Regions from separate parts of the Homo sapiens genome. Here regions 2 and 3 are each linked to region 1. A link is a contact called in ENCODE Hi-C or POLR2A ChIA-PET data. All regions are on one chromosome and are shown on one strand. The core of a region is the stretch at or near the end of the contact, and the rest is flanking DNA. Distances in the headings are between cores, read along the strand shown.

What was found. Hi-C counts contacts between places; a loop is a spot of excess contacts on that map. ChIA-PET counts read pairs that join two places held with the same protein, here RNA polymerase II (POLR2A). Pooled maps may share reads with other maps.
Region 2: a map of CD14-positive monocyte shows a loop between it and region 1 (8-fold over the local background). The contact joins the enhancer-like site here to the promoter of HACD1 in region 1. A Hi-C loop is called at or near these places in 11 of 168 maps with a recorded cell type or tissue (CD14-positive monocyte, Caco-2, HCT116 and 8 more), 13 of 37 single-sample maps with no recorded cell type and 20 of 50 pooled maps. POLR2A ChIA-PET finds 5 or more read pairs at or near these places in 3 of 52 experiments (BJ, Caco-2 and HEK293T).
Region 3: a pooled map shows a loop between it and region 1 (4-fold over the local background). The contact joins the promoter of ST8SIA6 here to the promoter of HACD1 in region 1. A Hi-C loop is called at or near these places in 1 of 168 maps with a recorded cell type or tissue (chondrocyte) and 5 of 50 pooled maps. POLR2A ChIA-PET finds 5 or more read pairs at or near these places in 6 of 52 experiments (A673, CD4-positive, alpha-beta T cell, HCT116 and 3 more).

What each region holds. Positions count from the first base shown.
Region 1 is chr10:17,616,052-17,618,655 of GRCh38, reverse strand. HACD1 (3-hydroxyacyl-CoA dehydratase 1) reads left to right here and starts at 1,282. Exons shown (of 7, transcript NM_014241.4): 1 at 1,282-1,573. The coding sequence starts at 1,317. RefSeq lists a silencer at 1,082-1,741.
Region 2 is chr10:17,853,180-17,855,783 of GRCh38, reverse strand. The region is part of intron 8 of MRC1 (mannose receptor C-type 1); the gene reads right to left. Among named protein-coding and RNA genes, the nearest start is that of MIR511, 9.4 kb to the right of the region's middle. Within about 2 kb of position 1,288, at least 2 of the 41 ENCODE cell types and tissues checked have a DNase peak (open chromatin) inside an H3K27ac peak, as active enhancers do.
Region 3 is chr10:17,453,298-17,455,901 of GRCh38, reverse strand. It overlaps ST8SIA6 (ST8 alpha-N-acetyl-neuraminide alpha-2,8-sialyltransferase 6), which reads left to right and starts at 1,307. Exons shown (of 8, transcript NM_001004470.3): 1 at 1,307-1,747; 2 at 2,245-2,343. The coding sequence starts at 1,647.

The DNA.
Region 1 (2,604 bases), core at 33-2,532:
CTGAGGCATGGATAGGTTACGTTGTCCAAGTTCACACAGCTAATAAAATGGGAGGATTCAGGAATTTGGGGGTTGTATTTCAGTAGGTGCAAGGAATTTCAAAAGGTAATGTCATCAGTTAAGGCAGGAACCGGCCACACTTCTTTAGTGATTCTTCAGTTACTTTAGGCCATCTGGATGTATACGTGCAGGTCACAGGGGATATAATGGCTTAGCTTGGGCTCAGAGGCCTGACACTTGGTAAATAGACACACACACAGACACACAGACACACAGACACACACACACACACACACACACGCTCCGGTAAAATTCACACAAGTGAGGCCGGGTGCGGTGGCTCACGCCTGTAATCCCAGCACTTTGGGAAGCCAAGGCGGGTGGATCACTTGAGGCCAGGAGTTCGGGACCAGCCTGGCAAACGTGGTGAAACCGTCTCTACTAAAAATAACAAAAATTAGCCGGGCGTGGTGGTGCATGACTGTAGTTCCAGCTACTCGGGAGGCTGAGGCAGGAGAATCTCTTGAATCAGGGAGGCGGAGGTTGCAGTGAGCCGAGATCACAACACTGCACTCCAGACTGTAAAAAAAAAAAAAAATAAGAAATGAAAAAGGAAAAAAAAATCACTCAAGTGGGACGGTCTTCTCACTGTTGGAAGACCTGTTGGACTCGCTAGTAAACGGGAAACAGGGCGAAATAGGCGTTTCTTCCCCAGAAGCTCTTAAGAATGAATGAATGTTTGGCCCAGCGCTGTGGCTCAGGCTTGTAATCACAGAACTTTGGAAGGCAGAGGTGGGAAGATTGCTTGAGCTCACGAAATTGCAGTGAGCTATGTTCACGTCACTGCCCTCCAGCCTAGGAGACAGACTGAGACCGCATCTCTAAAAAGAAAAGAATGAGTGGCGGGAAGATCCCGCTCCCTGCCTGCGTATTGAGAAACTGCCTTACAAAAGGCCAGGCAGGGCAGAGCCACGCCAAGTTCAGGTGCGTTCCCTGTGTCCCCACTAAATGCACTCGCAGGGTGCGCATCGCCAGGGCGCAAGGCGTCTGGGCGTCTCTCTATGAAGAGGCGCCCGCAGCTAGCGAGGCGGGTGCACTTTCCTCGGGAGCGGAAACTACAGCGCCGCCTGGAAAGCGTGCCGGGGCTCGCGGGTCCTGGATCCCCAGTGCCAGGGCCAGGCGTTCTGGCCCCCGAGTGGCGCGCGCTCCCAAGGGGCGGGGCGGGGCGGGGGCGTGACGGGCGGTGGCCGGGGGCGTCCGCTCCTCCCCCTCGCGGTCGGTAGAGCTGGCTGCGCCGAGCCCCCTGCGCGCTGCACATGGGGCGCCTGACGGAAGCGGCGGCAGCGGGCAGCGGCTCTCGGGCTGCAGGCTGGGCAGGGTCCCCTCCCACGCTCCTGCCGCTGTCTCCCACGTCCCCCAGGTGCGCGGCCACCATGGCGTCCAGCGACGAGGACGGCACCAACGGCGGCGCCTCGGAGGCCGGCGAGGACCGGGAGGCTCCCGGCGAGCGGAGGCGCCTGGGGGTCTTGGCCACCGCCTGGCTCACCTTCTACGACATCGCCATGACCGCGGGGTACGCGCGCCGCGGGGCACCCTCGGGCCCTCCCCGCGCCGCGGTCCGCGGAGGTTCCGGGTTCAGGGGGCGCGGGCCGGGGTGTAAGGGGCGCGGGGGGTGCGGGCAGCGGCCGTGGGGGAAGGGAGCTGTCGCCGCGGCCACCGCCGGGGTTGAATGGAGCGGGCGGGGGGGCCGGGCCCTGCGCGCCTGGCATTGCCTAATACGGTGCACGGCGGGGCGCTGGCCGGAGGTTAAGTATAGAACCGGGCAGGAATGCGGTGCCGGCCCGCGGGGGAGGTGGCTGCTGCCCCGGCGCCGCTGCCTTCGCTGCTGTTGAAGGAGCGCCCAGCCCTGGCCACTCGATGGTCTCGGGAGCGCAGAGCTTCATGCTGCGATCGCTGGGCAGAGTTTTCGCCCCTGTTAATTTCACCGCGACTTTTTTTTTTTTTTTTTTTTAAAGCACAGCACGTCCTAGAGCTTGTCACTTGGGACGATTTTGAAATAACCACCCCACTTATCCCAGCGTGGAGCTCCTGCCCAGCATCTTTATGGCCTCAGGCTCCGTGGCTGATAAGCTGGACCTTGATTTTTGGCTTTGAGTATGACTTTGCAAGTTAAGGTTACACAATGACTGTCGCTCTTCGCAGAGCTCTCAAAGTGACTTTTGTGTCAACTGCTTCTCAAAACCTGTTGGGAAAATGCTTTTCCATTTCTCAATTGCACTGCCTTTTAAAAAAGTTATTTTCCCATTATCACTCGAAGTATTAACTTATGTAAACGCGAGGAAAAGTTTACTATTTTCTTTTTTTCTTTTTATTATTTATTTATTTATTTTGAGACGGAGTCTCGCTCGGTCTTGGCTGGAGTGCAGTGGCGGGATCTCGGCTCACTACAAGCTCCGCCTCCCGGGTTCATGCCTTTCTTCTGCCTCAGCCTCCCGAGTAGCTGGGACTACAGGCGCCCGCCACCACGCCTGGCTAATTTTTTTGTATTTTTAGTAGAGACGGGGTTTCACCATGTTAGCCAGGATGGTCTCCATCTCCTGACCT
Region 2 (2,604 bases), core at 39-2,538, 240 kb before region 1:
ATTGACATGTTCATATGTAAACAGTAATTTTGACTCTAGCTACAAACATGTAAAAAGTGATTGGAGCCGCAATATGATTTTATATCTGAGATGTCCAAGCCATTGTTTAGAGGAATCCAGGGAGAAATTAAAAATGTCTGTAAGTCCTTGGATGACGGTGCTCGCAAGAGGTTTGCATGCAGCCTCTTTTTTTTTTTTTTTTTTTTTTTTTTGAGACGGAGTCTCGCTCTGTTGCCCAGGCTGGAGTGCAGTGGCTCTGATCTTGGCTCACTGCAAGCTCCACCTCCCAGGTTCACACCATTTTCCTGCCTCAGCCTCCTGAGTAGCTGGGACTACAGGCGCCTGCCACCACGCCCTGCTAATTTTTTATATTTTTAGTAGAGACGGGGTTTCACCGTGTTAGCCAGGATGGTCTCGATCTCCCGACCTCATGATCCGCCTGCCTCGGCCTCCCAAAGTGCTGGGATCACAGGCGTGAGCCACTGGGCCCGGCCGCATGCAGCGTCTTCATCAATCCCTGCAGTCAGCTCTGTCTTCAAATTAATCAAGTTCATATACGCCATCCAGAAAAATCTCCTGCACCCAACACACCAACTTGAAAGCATCATGAAACCACAGTCATCTTTTCTGCCTTCTTCCTATTTCTACTGATGAGTGCTCCCCTGGATCTGAGGCTCAACCTTCCACTTTATTTCAGATTCTATCCCCTCTCTTTTCCTTTGAGATTTCATGTTAAAAGGACCTCTCCTTTCCTTCCCTTCGCTGCTAAACATCTTGAAAAAAATGTTTTCTGGGCCAAGCGCGGCGGCTCACGCCTATAATCCCAGCACTTTGGGAGGCCAAGGCGGGTGGATCACCTGAGGTCAGGAGTTCAAGACTAGCCGGGCCAACATGGTGAAACCCTGTCTCTACTAATAATACAAAAAAGTTAGCTGGATGTGGTGGTGCACGCTTGTAATCTCAGCTACTCGGGAGGCTGAGGCAGGAGAATCGCTTGAACTCTCGAGGCAGAGGTTGCATTGAGCCAAGATTGTGCCATTGCACTCCAGCCTGGGCAGCAAGAGCAAAACTCTGTCTCAATAAATAAATAAATAAATAAAATGTTTTCTGTATTGTCTGTCTTTAACTCCTCATATCCTAGTTGGTCTCAGCCCAGTGCAATCTGACACGTAAGCCTTTAGCCAGAGTAACATTTATAAATTGCCACTTTGGTTTTACCCCTCCGAGACAACTCATGTTTCTTGAACCTCAGTTCCTACCCACCCTTCCGGCTCTGACTTCATGATTTCAACCACACTGACCTTTCACCTCCTCCAAGCATGCTGCTTTCTGGTTTCTTCTGTCTACTCTTTGGATAGTTAACACCTAATATGTTCTTAAACTTTCAATCCATCACAATAAAAACAACCACAATGACAAAAATAACAGCCACAGTGACAAAAATAAACAACCACAATGACAAAAATTATTGAACAATAAATATGGGCTGGGAACTGTGTACCACACATGCATTATTTAATACTCATATCCTGGGCCTGGCACAGTGGCTCACGCCTGTAACCTCAACACTTTGGGAGGCTGAGGCAGGCAGATCGCTTGAGCTTAGGAGTTCAAGACTAGCTTGGGCAACATGGCAAAACTCCATCTGTACCAAAAATACAAAAAATTAGCCAGGCGTGGTGGCACGCACCTTTAGTCACAGCTATTTGGGAGGCCTGAACCCAGGAGGTCAAGACTGCAATGAGCTGAGATTGCACCACTGCACTGCAGCCTGGGTGACAGAGCAAGACTCTGTCTTAAAAAACAAACAAACAAACAACAACAACAACAAAAAAAAAAACCTCATATCCACAGGTGAGCTAAGTACAGCTCTTATTCCCATTTTGCAAATAAAGGAGTCAGTCACACAGCAAAACTCAGCCTCTTAATCACTGTGTTTACCATCTATTAATAAAAGATAAATTTGATAACATTTTTCAATCACTGAGGTCATATTTCAATCATAAAAGCAATCATTTCATATGACAGCTCCATGTAAACTGAAAAAAATGAATGTAGCTCCCCAAGTACAGCTTCCAGACCTAATCCACCGTAGCTGTAAGTAGATCTGCATCTACTTGGTGTATATATATCTCTCACATATATACGGGGCTACAATCTCTTTTTACATATATATATATATACACACACACACACACACACACACACACATACATATATATCTCTTTTTACATCTCTTGTAATCATATATATGGCTTATAATAACTTTTTATATATACATGCATAATCATATATATGGCTTAATTGGTCAGATGAGAGCTTTGGTGGATATATATATACACCATTATAATATGGCACTATATATATGGCCATGTACATATATAGTGCCATAGAAACAATATGAGTATTCATTACAGGCGAATTTCATCCTTGACCCAAAAGTTTCTGTCCATTGCTTCAGTGATCCTCTTGAAAATTTGACTTTGCTAGACAGTTGAGAGGGATTCAAGAAATCAAATCTGAATTTTGGTTCACCTTTGATCCATGCCAATTTATGTAGAATAAAAACAATCTAAACAAACATATGTAACTGACTGGGACAGA
Region 3 (2,604 bases), core at 58-2,557, 160 kb after region 1:
TGGTTTAGTTCTGGCTGCCATAAGAAGGATACCATAGGCTGGGTGACCGAAAGAACAGAAATTTATTTTTCACAGTTCTGGAGGGTAAGAAACCCAAGATCAGTGTGCCAGCATGGTCAGGTTCTGGTGAGGGTCCTCTTCCTGCTTGGCAGAAAGCTGCCCTCGTGCTGTGTCTTTACACTGCACAGAGCAGAGAGAGAGGAGGCAAATTCCCCGCTGCCTGCTCTTATGAGGGAACTAATTCCACCAGGAAGCCTCCACCCCATGAACTAATCAGGTATGAAAGGCCCCACCTCCAGATACCACCACATTAGATTGGGGATTTGGGTTTCAACATATGAATTTTGTAGAGACACAAACATTCAGCCCATAGCAGTGTTAAAAGAAAAACATCAGACAAATTAAATTTAGCACAGTTTATTCGAGCAAAGGGTTCATGAATTGGGCAGCACTCACAACCAGAGGAGGTCCAGTGAGGTCCACCCCATGGTGTGAGCAGCAAAGCCTGATAGGCCAAACTCAGAAGCACAGTGGAGAAACTGATTGGCTATAGCTATGCAGGCTGCCTTGTGGGGCCTGGTATAATGAGTTGGTTGCCCATGATTGGCCAGTAGCCCCCTGTTCATTACAGCCTAATGTAGGTTTCCATTGTTAGGTGGGAACTCAACGTACAGAGACAGCCTCAAGCTAATGGCCTCTTGCTTATTTAAGAGCAGTATGCAAACTTTTCCTGGAAAGTTTCAAATGGTAAATATTTTAGGCCCTGTGGGCTATGCCACCTCTGTCATCACTACTCAATTCTGCCCTTGCAGCCCTAGATCATACAGCCATATGCAGTCACTGATAATACAAAGCCATGGGCATGGAGGTTTTCCAATAAAACTATTTGCAAATACAGGCAGGGGCTAAACGGGTCTCCAGGTAGTAATGTGCTCATGCCTAAAGGTCTCCTAGCCCCTCATACCAGTTCGCTGTCCCTCTGAATCTGGGTTGAAGTAAGCACAGGTTACTGCTTCTGTTCAGTGTCATGATCCACCCAGCAATTCCCCAGTCCCCAGCTTTCTTCATGCGTGGGAGGATCCAGCCAAGCGACTGCACAGTTTTGAAAGTTTTTGAAGCGGCCCCTTTTTCTCCTCTCCTCTCTCCGCAGGCAGAGTTGTGGTGTGGCTGGGTGGTCTGCGTGGGCGTCCGGGGGATTCGCGGGCACTCGGGACGAGGCGAGGGCGCAGAAAACTTGGAGCCCAATCAGCACGGAGTTGAGCTTCCGCGCCCCAACCTTCAGGTGACCCCGCGCGGCGGCGGCGGCAGCAGCAGTGGCAGCGGCGACCGGAGCCCGCAGCAGCTCCGAGCGCCTCCGGGAGGACAGGCGGCGAGCTCGGCGAATCGTCATCTGCCAGCCGATCGCGGCGCTCCGCGGGCCGGGGCCGGGAGCCCGGGGCGAGCCCGAACGCGGCTTCTTCTCCGCCCGCCGCGGAGACTCTGCCGGGTGGGCTGCGGGCGCCCCTCGCTGCCGCCTGTGAACGCTGTGGGTGCGCGGGGCTGCGGCCACGGCGGCGGTGGCGGCGGCGGCGGGAGCCGCGAGTCGGGGCCGCCCGGGCTGTGCTTCGCCCCGGCAGCAGCGGTGGCGGCGGCGCCTGTGGCTCAGGATGCGGCCGGGGGGCGCACTGCTCGCCCTGCTCGCCAGCCTGCTGCTGCTGCTGCTGCTGCGCCTGCTCTGGTGCCCGGCAGACGCGCCCGGCCGCGCCAGGTAACCCACCCACCCGCCGGCCGCGCCCCGCGCCGCGCGCCCCGCCTGGCGCCCCCGGACCCCCAAGCCGCCCATCGCTTCCCCTCGGGCGCGGAGACTTTTGGCCGCGGCGGGGAGCAGCCCACGGGCGGCGACGGCCTGAGAGTGGAGTGGGGGAGGGGGTCGCAGGGAGGCGACCCTCCGACCGGTGGACGGCGGCTGGGGAGCAGAGGGACCGGTCAGGGCTGCGGGGGCTCTAGCGCGCATCGCTGTGGGCGAGGCAGCTGTGGAGCGGGACCTGCCGTCGGGTTCCGCATCAGGATCTCATGCTCCCCATTCTGGTCCTTGCTGTCTCTTCCTTCCCGCCCTAAGGCTCTTCCAACTCTGGGGCTGGGGACCTGGCCTGGGAGCCGGGGAGTGCGAGATCTCCCTGCCAGGCAAGGAGCGCGACTCCCAGCCTTTCAGCCAACAGCTCCCGGCGGGGTGTAGCAACTTAAGTTTTCTCCCCGGCTGTGCAGGATTCTGGTGGAGGAAAGCAGGGAGGCCACCCACGGCACCCCCGCAGCGCTGAGGACGCTCCGGAGCCCGGCGACCGCGGTACCGCGCGCCACTAACAGGTACAGCGGCGCCCAGCGCGGGCGGACTGGGGCTCGGGAGCTGCGAGCCGGGCATGGGGCGCGGCTGCACCGGCTTGGACTCGTTGGGAGTAGGCAGGCTGGGACGGCGCGAGTGAGTGTAAGAGTGTGCGTGTGTTTGAAGAGGGCGCGGGGTTGGGGGGGGGCACCCTTCACACTCCCTCAACCCTCTAAGCCTGGATGTGAATGGTCTTTGAATCAAGGGGGATCCTCCAGCAGCTGCATTTGAAAAACGGGTGCTGA